Linked DNA regions of Homo sapiens: region 1 is linked to region 2. Evidence: chromatin contacts called from ENCODE Hi-C data. All regions are on one chromosome and are shown on one strand. Each heading gives the region's core, a stretch centred on a gene start or an enhancer-like site at or near the end of the contact. The rest is flanking DNA. Distances are from core to core; before and after follow the strand shown. Region 1 overlaps IL3RA (interleukin 3 receptor subunit alpha). Region 2 holds the start of SLC25A6 (solute carrier family 25 member 6).

The links. A loop is a pair of places that touch in the nucleus more often than their neighbours do. Pooled maps may share reads with other maps.
Region 1: a loop to region 2 is called in a map of endothelial cell of umbilical vein, with 1.9 times the contacts of the local background. The contact joins the enhancer-like site here to the promoter of SLC25A6 in region 2. A Hi-C loop is called at or near these places in 5 of 168 maps with a recorded cell type or tissue (CD14-positive monocyte, chondrocyte, endothelial cell of umbilical vein and 2 more) and 1 of 50 pooled maps.

What each region holds. Positions count from the first base shown.
Region 1 is chrX:1,352,200-1,357,473 of GRCh38, reverse strand. IL3RA (interleukin 3 receptor subunit alpha) reads right to left here. Exons shown (of 12, transcript NM_002183.4): 5 at 5,242-5,274; 6 at 4,968-5,152; 7 at 1,138-1,253. It overlaps LOC101928032 (a long non-coding RNA gene), which reads left to right. Exons shown (of 8, transcript XR_007068376.1): 4 at 1,334-1,902; 5 at 4,756-4,854; 6 at 5,003-5,164. Among named protein-coding and RNA genes, the nearest start is that of IL3RA, 18 kb to the right of the region's middle. Within about 2 kb of position 1,871, at least 2 of the 41 ENCODE cell types and tissues checked have a DNase peak (open chromatin) inside an H3K27ac peak, as active enhancers do.
Region 2 is chrX:1,390,470-1,395,694 of GRCh38, reverse strand. SLC25A6 (solute carrier family 25 member 6) reads left to right here and starts at 3,582. Exons shown (of 4, transcript NM_001636.4): 1 at 3,582-3,796. The coding sequence starts at 3,686. LOC124900597 (serine/arginine repetitive matrix protein 1-like) reads right to left here and starts at 3,687. Exons shown (of 5, transcript XM_011546186.2): 1 at 3,464-3,687; 2 at 2,932-3,353; 3 at 147-565. The coding sequence starts at 3,687. RefSeq lists enhancers at 3,082-3,684, 3,128-3,722, 3,723-4,318.

The sequences.
Region 1 (5,274 bases), core at 622-3,121, 37 kb after region 2:
GCTGAGAATTGGTTGAACCCGAGAGGCGGAGGTTACAGTGAGCTGAGATCATGCCACTGCACCCCAGCCTGGGCAACAGAGCAGGACTCCGTCTCAAAAATAATAAACAAACAAACAAACAAACAAACAGCTTGGGTGACAGAGCAGGACTCCGTCTCAAAAATAAATAAATAAATAATAAAATACAATAAAATAAAATACAAACTAAATATAACACATAGGCTGCGCACGAAGGCTCACACCTGTAATCCCAGCACTTTGGGAGGCCGAGGCGGGTGGATCACCTGAGGTCAGGAGTTTGAGACCAGCCTGGCCAACATGATGAAACTCTGTTTCTACTAAAAATACAAAAACTTAGCTGGGTGTGGTGATGGGTGCCCATAATCCCAGCTACTCGGGAGGCTGAGGCAGGAGAATCACTTGAACCCGGGAGGCAGAGGTTGCAGTGAGTCAAGATTTAAGCCACTGCACTCCAGTCTGGGCTACAGAGCCAGAGTGGCTCAATAAATAAATCAATATTTATGTTCAACTGATCCAACGAACTGTGGATCAAAAATATCTGGGAAGCTTGCATTGAATCTGTAGATCACTACAAAAGAAAAAAGAAAGTTCAAGAAAAAATTAAAAAACCACATAACAATAGAAATAATAAAAATAAAAAACAACAGACCACATACAGTCTCAAACTTTTTTTTTTTTTTTGAGACGGAGTCTCGCTCTGTCGCCCAGGCTGGAGTGCAATGGCGCGATCTCGGCTCACTGCAACCCCCACCTCCTGGGTTCAAGCAATTCTCCTGCCTCGGCCTCCCCAGTAGCTGGAACTACAAGACCGTGCCACCACGCCCAGCTAATTTTTTTTCGTATTTTTAGTAGAGACGGGGTTTCACCGCGTTAGCCAGGATGGTCTCGATCTCCTGACCTTGTGATCCACCTGCCTCAGCCTCCCAAAGTGCTGGGATGACAGGCGTGAGCCACAGCGCCCGGCCTTTTGTTTTTGTTTTTGTTTTTTAATGATCCATGCCTTCTGTGACGTTATCAGAGGAGATTGTTGCCCGTTTCAAGGCCCCAGAGTGCGACTTACCAAAAATAAGGGATGTCCACGGGGGTGGGGGGGCTGGGGGCGGGGTGAAAGTTTACCTTTTGTATCTGAAGCTCATAGCGAAATTTGCGATTGAAATGACTTCTCATTTTCCAGTGCATAAAGGAATGTGTCTTATTACACTTTGCAGTCATGTTGGGTGGAGTTAATATCTCTAGCAACGAGAAAAACACTTTTAGGATTTAGGAGTACAAGAAATCAATTCTTTTTCTTTTTCTCTTTTTTTTTCTGGAGATACTTCAAATTACTTCTCCTATGCATTTGGAGAGCGGGAGAGAAAAACACCAGGAAGGAAGAGGGAACAAAGAAACTCTACAGGCAGAGACACAGGACTGAGCCGCGTTGGGGGCACTGGGAGGAGTGAGCCTTGGGGTTGCACCCTCGGAGCCCCACTGTCCTGGGAGCAGCCTTCAGAACCACCCTTTTGTTCTCTGAAGTACCAGGCGTTCAGCTTTTCCAAGGACTGGCAGCTGCACATCTTTGTCCCTGCCCCTTCCATCTCTAGGCTCAGCCCCGCTGGGCAGCCTGGCCCACTCCCCACCCCTGCCCAGGGCCAACCCCTACTTCCCATGCCCCCTCTGCCCACCTGCAGCACACTGGAGCCTTGGAGGCCCTCTCTGCATCATTCAAGATGCAGACTCCTACACTTTGACCTGCACACATCCTCCTGAAGCTTCCACTTCCTGGCCCCTGCCTGGCTTCTCACCTCCCCCACCTCCGCCCCCCAGGGGATGTGCCGCCTCTCCCAGTGGCCCAGGACATCCTCCACTTCCCGGGAACCCCAGGCACTTCCACATCCTCAGGTGTGACCCGACTACCAGCCCAGCCCTGTGTGTCCGGCTGCCTGGCTGGGTCTCCCCTGGGCCCCTGGAAGGAAGTCCAGCCCTGGCCCCCTCCTCCTCCTCCCCCTCCTCCTACCCTCCTGGTCTTTCTCCCCTCCCCTCCCCTCCCCTCCTCCCCCTCCGCTCCTACTCTTCCTCTCTCTCCTTTTTCTACCACTCCTCTCTCCTCCCCATTCTCCTTGTCACCCTCCTCCTCCACTCTCCTTTCTCCTCCTCCCCTCCTGCCCCTCCTCCTTTTTCCTCCCCCTCCTGCTCCTCTTCCTCCATCCTCTCCCCTCCTTCTCCCTCCTTCCTCCTCCCCCTCCACCCTCCTCCCCCTCCACCCTCCTCCCCCTCCACCCTCCTCCCCCTCCTTCCTCCTCCCCCTCCTTTTCTTCCCTCTCCTCCTCCCTGCCCATTCTCCTCCTCCTCCTCCTCCTCTCCTCCCGCTCCTTCTTCCTCCTGCCCCTCCTTTTTCCTCCCCCTCCTGCTCGCCTTCCTCCATCTGCTCCCCTTCCTCCATCCTCTCCCCCTCCTTCTCCCTCCTCCCTCCTCCTCTCTCCCCTCCTCCCCCTTCCTCCCCCCAGTCCTCCTCTCTCCTCCTCCCCCTCCTTCTCCCTCCCCACCTCACCACCCTTCTACCCCACCTTCTCTATCCTCCCCTTCCTCCTCCTCACCTCCTTCTCTTCCCTCCCCCGCCTCCTCCTCCTCTCCATTCTCCTCCCTCTCTCCTTCACCCTCTTCCTCCTCCACCCTCTCCTCCTCCTTTCTTCCTCTTCTTTCTTCTCCTCCTCCTGCTCCTTCTCTCCCCATCTCCACCTCCTCCCCCTCCTTTCCCTCCATTTTCTTCTCTTCCTCCCCCTCCTGTTTTCTTCTCTTCCTCCTCTTCCTCCCCTCCCCATCTCCACCTCCTCCCCCTCCTCTTTCTCCATTTTCTCTTCCTCCTCCTCCTCCCCCTCCTCTTTCTCCGTTTTCTTCTCTTCCTCCTCTTCCTTCCCTCTCCATCTCTACCTCCTCCCCCTCCTTTTCCTCTGTTTCTTTTCCTTCTCCTCCTCCTCCCCCTGCTCATGTTCTTCCTCTCCTCCCTTCTCTTCTCCTTGTCCTTCTCCTCCTCTTCCTCGTTTCCCCCTCCTCTTCTGAAGCATCCGAGCACCCTGCCCTTGGGTTCAGGGCACGTCAGCTCTGGGCATATTGACATTCTCACCACCTGGGAGGTTCCTCGGAGCTCGGGTATCGTGGACTGAAAGTGTGTGTCCTTCTGTCCCAAATTCCTCCACTGAAGCTCTAACCCCTGGTTGGGCGGTGTTAGAAGGTGGGGTCTTTGGGAGGTGACTGGCGTGGGCTGAAGTTATGAGGGTGGACCCCCATGATGGGGGCTCCCGTGACCCATGATGGGACCCATGACCCATGATGGGGGCTCCCATGACCCATGATGGGACCCATGACCCATGATGAGGGATTCCATGACTCATGATGGGGGCTCCCATGACCCATGGTGGGACCCATGGCCCATGATGAGACCCATGATGAGGGATTCCATGACTCACAATGGGGGCTCCCATGACCCATGATGGGGGTGGGGGTCCCACGACCCATGATGGGGGGGGGGGTCCCATGACCCATGATGGAACCCATGATGAGGGATCCCATGACTCATGATGGAATCCATGATAGGGGATCCTATGACCCATGATGAAACCCATGATGGGGGTTCCCATGACCCATGATGGAACCCGTGATGGGGGGGGTCCCATGACCCATGATGGAACCCATGATAGGGGATCCTATGACCCATGATGAAACCCATGATGGGGGTTCCCATGACCCATGATGGAACCCATGATTGGGGGGGGTCCCATGACCCGTGATGGAACCCATGATGGGGGGGGTCCCATGACCCGTGATGGAACCCATGATGGGGGGGGTCCCATGACCCATGATGGGACCTATGATGGGGGATCCCATGTGGAACCCATGATGGGACCTATGATGGGGGATCCTATGACCCATGATGGAACCAATGATGAGGGATCCCATGTGGAACCCATGATGGGGGGTCCCATGACTCATGATGGAACCCATGATGGGGAATTCTATGACCCATAATGGGACCCATGATGGAGGTTCCCATGACCCATGATGGAATCCATGATGGGGGTCCTATGACCCATGATGAAACCCATGATGAGGGATCCCATGACTCATGATGGGACCCATGATGGGGGGGTCCCATGACCCATGATGGAATCCATGATAGGGGGTCCCATGACCCATGATGGAATCCATGATAAGGGATCCCATGACTCATGGTGGAACCCATGATGGGGGGGTCCTATTACCCATGATGGAACCCATGATGGGGGGTCCCATGACCCATGATGGAACCCACGATGAGGGATCCCATGACTCATGGTGGAACCCATGATGGGGGGTGTCCCATGACCCATGATGGAACCCATGATAGGGGGTCCTATGACCAATGATGGGACCCATGATGGGGGTTCCCATGACCCATGATGGAATCCATGATAGGGGGTTCTATGACTCATGATGAAACCCATGATGGGGGATCCTATGAACCATGATGGGACCCATGATGGGGGTTCCCATGACCCATGATGGAATCCATGATAGGGGGTTCTATGACTCATGATGAAACCCATCATGGGGGATTCTATGACCCATGATGGGACCCATGATGGAACCCATGATGGGGGGTCCCATGACCCATGGTGAGGGATCCTATGACCCATGATGGGACCCATGATGGTGTTAGTGCCCTTCTAACAAGAGACCCCAGAACTTCATCTCTCTCTCTCTCTACACCACGTGAAGACACAGTGAGAAGATGACCCTCTCTCCAAGCCAGGAAGAGACCTCCCGAGGAGCCCAGCCAGCCAGCACGCTGACCTCCAACGTCCAGCCTCTGGAAATGTGAGAGGCCAACGTCTGCGTTGGGAGCCACGTGGTCCCGTGGGATCTGGCCTGGCGCTAAAGCCGTGGTATCACAGAACTGAGGGTGGGAGGGAGTGTCCCGGGCTACTCACCAATCTGTGAAAAGACGACAAACTTATCTGTGCAGGGGATACCGAAGGCTGCGCTCCTGCCCCGCACCAGGATGTGGGAACTTTGAGAACCGCTGGAGAGTCGAGAGATGTCATCGAAACGACACCCGATACGTGTTCCCTGAGCATCCGTTTTGTAGTGAAGACACTCGTACTGTTGACGCCTGCTGCGGTAAGCGGTAAGGTTGGGGGACGACCCCACGCCGATGGCACCCGCACCAGGGACAGCCCGGCCTCTGCCCACGGGCACACCTACTTGGCAACGTTCAAGTACAGGTCGTACTGGACG
Region 2 (5,225 bases), core at 2,333-4,832:
TATCCATCCATTCCAGAAGCATTTGCCGATCGAGCACATCCATCCATCCACCCACCCATTCATTATCCATCCATCCATCATCCATCCATCCATCCATCTATCCATTATCCATCTATCCATTATCCATCCATCCGTTATCCACTCACCCATCCATCCATCCATCCCAGAAGCATTTGCCAAGCACATCCTGGGAGCCAGGCCCAAGCAGGCGGGCATCCTCCTGGCTCTGAGAGGAGCTTGAGCAGAGCCCACAGACAGCACCACCCTGCTGGCGGGTCACCAAGCCACCAAGCCAGTGCAGGCTGAAGGCTGAGCACACAGAGCACCGGTCTCAGTGTCTGGACATGGTTAGCCGTCCCCACCCGCATGGAAGGAAACTTCTTCTCTCCCCTAAGACAGGCTTTGCAGACTTGGAAAGGGAACGCCGTGTTGCAGGGCTCAGGCCTGGAGCCCCGGCCAGAGCAGATGCGAGCCAGCCTCATCTGGAAATAGCAGCTCTGGTCCCGGCCTCGCTGAGGCACTGAAAACCAGCACCAGGGCCCCGTCCAGCCCGGCCTCGCTGAGGCTGGGAAACAAACACAGGTCTGTAAGGCGCAGCTCCCCAGCAAACTCCCCACCCCTGCCCAGCACCCACAGCGCTCCTGGCCTCTGTCCTCTATTCCAGGACCCCTGTAGCGAGCCTGGCTTGGTCCTGGGTCCTCAGGGGACACTGTCCACCCCCGCTGCCCTGGCAGAGCCTCAGGAATGTGCTTGGTCTCCACAGCCCTCCCCACAGCAATGTCCCAAGGTTAGACCTACCCATGCCTCAGTGACTTCTGAGACACCCGTCCCGCCGCCCAGCAGCCACTCCAGCCTCCAGAGCTGGCCCCAACCTCCAGCCCCAGGCTGAGCCGCCCTCCCCAGAGGTCAGGAAAAGCCTCAGGCAGGGCTCACAGCTGCACCCAGGAGTCACCCAGGGTGACCCCGCTCTCTGGGGCGGGTCACTCCTGCCCACCCACAGCCGGGGACTGTCATTTTCTCAGTACACAAAGGAGAGAAAGGAAAAACAAGAGCGAGAAAGACACAGGGAGAGAAAAGGAAGAGAGAAGGAAAGAAAAAAGAAAGACACAGGGAAAGAAGAGGAAAGAAAAGAAGGGAGGAAGGAGGGAGAGTGGGAGGAGAGGGAAAGAAAGGGAGAGACAGGGAAAGGCAGGAAAGGGAGAGATGGGGAAAGGCAGGAAAGAGAGAGGCAGGGAAAGGCAGGAAAGAAAGGGAGAGACAGGGAAAGGCAGGAAACGCAAGGAAGCAATGGGAAGGGAAAGAAGTGAAAAGGAAGGCGGGGAGGGAGGGACGGGAGAAAGGGAGGAAAAGAGCAAAGGAGACAGGGAGACAGGAAAGAAAAAGGGGAGGGAGGCAAACGGGGAACGGGAGAAAAAGAAAGGAAGGGAGAGGGAATGATGGAGAAAAACAGGAGGGAGGGAGGAGAGAAGAAAAAGGAAAAGGAGGGAGGAGAGAGGAAAGAGGCAGGGAGGTAGGATAGAAAAAGACGGAGGAGAGAAGAAAAAAGAAAAGGAGGCGGGACGCAGTGGCGCACGACTGTAATCCAGCACTTTGGGAGGCCGAGGTGGGCGGATCACCTGAGGTCAGGAGTTCAAGACCAGCCTGGCCAACATGGTGAAACGCCATCTGTCCTTAAAAAAAAAAATAGCCGGGTGGGGTGGCTGGCACCTGTAATCCCAGCTACTTGGGAAGTTGAGGCACAAGAATCTCTAGAACCTGAGAGGCAGAGGTTGCAGTGAGCTGAGATCACGCCACTGCACTCCAGCCTCGGTGACAGAACAAGTCTCCATCTCAAAAAAAAAAAAGGAAAACAGGGAGAAAGGGAGAAACAGAGAGGAAGGAAAGAACAAGACAGGAAAGAATAAAAGGAAGAAGAAAAAGAGAGGCAAAGGGAGAGAGGAAAAATGAAAAAAAAATTAAAAAATGGAAAAGAGACAGCTAGGCGTGGTGGCTCACACACCTGTCATCCCAGCACTTTGGGAAGCCGAAGTGGGCGGATCCCCTGAAGTCCGGAGTTCGAGACCAGCCTGACCAACATGGCGAAACCCCGTCTCTACTAAAAATATAAAATTAGCTGGGCGCGGTGGCGCATGCCTGTCATTCCAGCTACTTGGGAGGCTGAGGCAGGAGAATCGCTTGAACCCGGGAGGCGGAGCTTGCACTCCAGCTTGGGCAACAAGAGCGAAACTCTGTCTCAAAAGAAAAAAAAAACGGAAAAGAGAGAGGGGAGAAAGGGACGAGAGGAAGGGAGACAGGAAATAAAGAGGAAAAGGAAAAGAGAGGGAAGGAGGGAAAGGCAGAAAAGGGAGGAAGGGAAGGAAAGAGGAAAAGGGAAGGAGAGACGGAAAGAGGGAGAAAAAAGAGGGAGGGAGCAAAGAAAAAACAGAGGAAGGGCGGAGGGAGAAAAGCAGAAAAAGGAAGGAAAAAAATGAAAAAGAGGGAAGAAACGTAGCAAGAAAGGAAGGAGAAAGGGAGAGAGAAATGAAAGAAAAAGGGAGGGAGGGAAACGAAGGCAGAGACGGAAAGACGGAGAAAAAGGAGGGAGGCGGGAAAGCAGCAAAAAGCAAAGGCAAGCAGGGAAGGAAGAGACGGGGAGAAAAGGGCGGGCGGGAGAGAGCCGGGAAGGGAGAGGAGGCGGGAGGAGGGAGGAGGGAGGCGGGAGGGAGGGAGGAGGGAGGCGGGAGGGAGGGAGGGAGGGAGGGAGGAAGGGCGGAGTGGGAGGTCGCGAAGGAGGACCCCGGCCGCAGCCCCCGCCGGGCAGACACGGGCACAGACACGGGGAAATAGGGGAGCCCGGGCGGGTGGGCGCGGCCCACGGAACCCCCAGCCCCGGCGCGGAGGGCACCGCGGGGTCAAAGAACGGAGGCCCAGAGAGATCCCCCCCCCACCAACCTAGGCCGGGCGCGGAGGGCGGCGCGGAGTCACGGATCGGCAGCGGGACTGAGCCGCGCCCACGTGGAAGCCGCCGCAGGCTTCGCGCGGGGCCCCCCGGGTGCACGCGGGCAGGGGCCGGGGTCTCCCGACGCACGACCCCGGAGAGTGTTGAAAGGGTCGGAGCTGCCCGGAGGTCAAGGGTCAAGGGTCGGGGGTCGGGGCACCACATGTCGCACATCCCGGCGGGGTCGCCGCGGCCTCCGGGAGAAAGCGGACGACGCACTCGGAGCGAACTGGGCATCAGGGTGGGCTTCTGACTCCGCAGCTGCCCTCCCGCCCGCTCGGGTACTGGCAGCGGCCTGACCTTCACAAGGTCAAGGCTGCCGCGGAACCCCCAGCGGCCCCTACGGCGCATGGGCGGGGCCTGGCTCCCGGCATACCTAGGGGTGCGGGGCGGGACGTCTCCGGGGAGCGCAGCCAATGGGCGCGGTTCGCTGGAGTGCGGGGCGGGACGCAGCGGGATTCCCGGCAGCCCTCAGAGGCGAGGCACGCAGGCTGGTGTGGGGCGGGGCCTGGCGGCGCAGCCAATGAGCGCGGCGCGAGGAGGCGCGGGGGCGGAGAGTGGGCGTGGCGTCGGCGTCTTAGCGGCTGCGCGGTGGCTGCTCCGTCCTTTCGGTCCAGGCGGCGGCAGGGCTGAGCCAGCGACGCCCTCCATTCACTCTCCGCGCCCGTTCTCCGGCTGTCCTCCCGTTCCGCTGCCCGCCCTGCCACCATGACGGAACAGGCCATCTCCTTCGCCAAAGACTTCTTGGCCGGAGGCATCGCCGCCGCCATCTCCAAGACGGCCGTGGCTCCGATCGAGCGGGTCAAGCTGCTGCTGCAGGTGGGGACGCGGGCGCGGCCGCTCCGGGGACTAGGGGACGGGAACCGAGTGGCCGGGTCGGGCGGGGACGTGGGCAGCAGAGCCTTGCAGGCGGGCGCCGGAAGTGGAAGGCCGCGATCGCTTTGTCCACGCGCCGCCGGCTTCCGGGGGCCGCGTCACGTGACCGCTGCTGCAGGGCGTGGCGACGTCCACGCGTGCGCACTGGGCCCGGCGGGCGGGGGGAAATGCGGCACGGATTGGAGGGCGCATGCGCGCTGAGCAGGGCCCATGGACGGACCCTGCGGCTGGCGGGCCTTGACCTTGAGCTCAATCCTGCGGGTCCCCCGGCTGGGACCAACCCTTCCGGTGGATGCCTGGCAGGTGTCTGCTCTTGCTCCCTCCACCGTGAAGGGTAATTCTAAGGCCAATAGGGCAACGAGCCTGCCCGCAGGTGTCCTGGAATAACCAGGATATGGTTATTGGTGGTTCTTACCCCCTTCTTAGCTCATTTGTGCAATTCTGATCCAGAGCAATGCATTTTTTGTCTTTTGGGAGAGGCTTATAGAAAGTAGCATGATGCCTAGGAACATTGCCGCCAGGACGTCCTTGCTAACGTTGTACTCCGAGTGACAGCTCGGTGATGGGAATGAATAGGCTTGGCTGCAAGGACAGGTCACGCCCGCGATCCCAGCGCTTTTGAGAGGCCCGGGGAGTATTGCTTGAGGCCAGGAGTTTGAGAGCAGCCGGGGCCACACAGCAAGACCTCACCTCAAAAAAAATTATTTTAACTTAACGAAGCAGGACGTCCCAGTGCATTGAGAGGCCCGGAGAGGATCGCGTGAGCTCAGGAGTTTGAGACCAGCCTGGGCAACAGAGCAAGACCGCATCTCTAAGATAATTTTTTAAACCTAGTACAGGGTGGCGTGTCCCGGGAGTTTGAGACCAGCCAGGACAACATAGCAAGACCCCATCTCTAAGAAAATTTTTAAAACTTAGCAGGCGGGGTGTCCCCGCACTTTGAGAGGCCCAGGGAGGATCGCCTGAGCTCAGGAGTTTGAGACCAGCCAGGGCAACATAGCAAGACCCCGTCTCTAAGAAAAAGTTTTAAACTTAGCAGGGCGGGGTGTCCCAGCACTCGGAGAGGCCCAGGGAGGATCGTTTGAGCCCAGGAGTTTGAGACCAGCCAGGGCAACGTAGCAAGACCCCGTCTCTAAGAAAATTTTTTAAACTTAGCAGGGCGGGGTGTCCCAGCACTTGGAGAGGCCCAGGGAGGATCGTTTGAGACCAGCCAGAGTAACATAGCAAGACCCCACATCTTAAAAAAACCTTTTTTTTTTTTTTTGAGATGGAGTCTCTCCCTGTCGCCCAGGCTGGAGTGCAGTGGCACGATCTCGGCTCACTGTAGCCTCCGCCTCCTGGGTTCACGCCATTCTGCCTCAGCCTCCCTAGC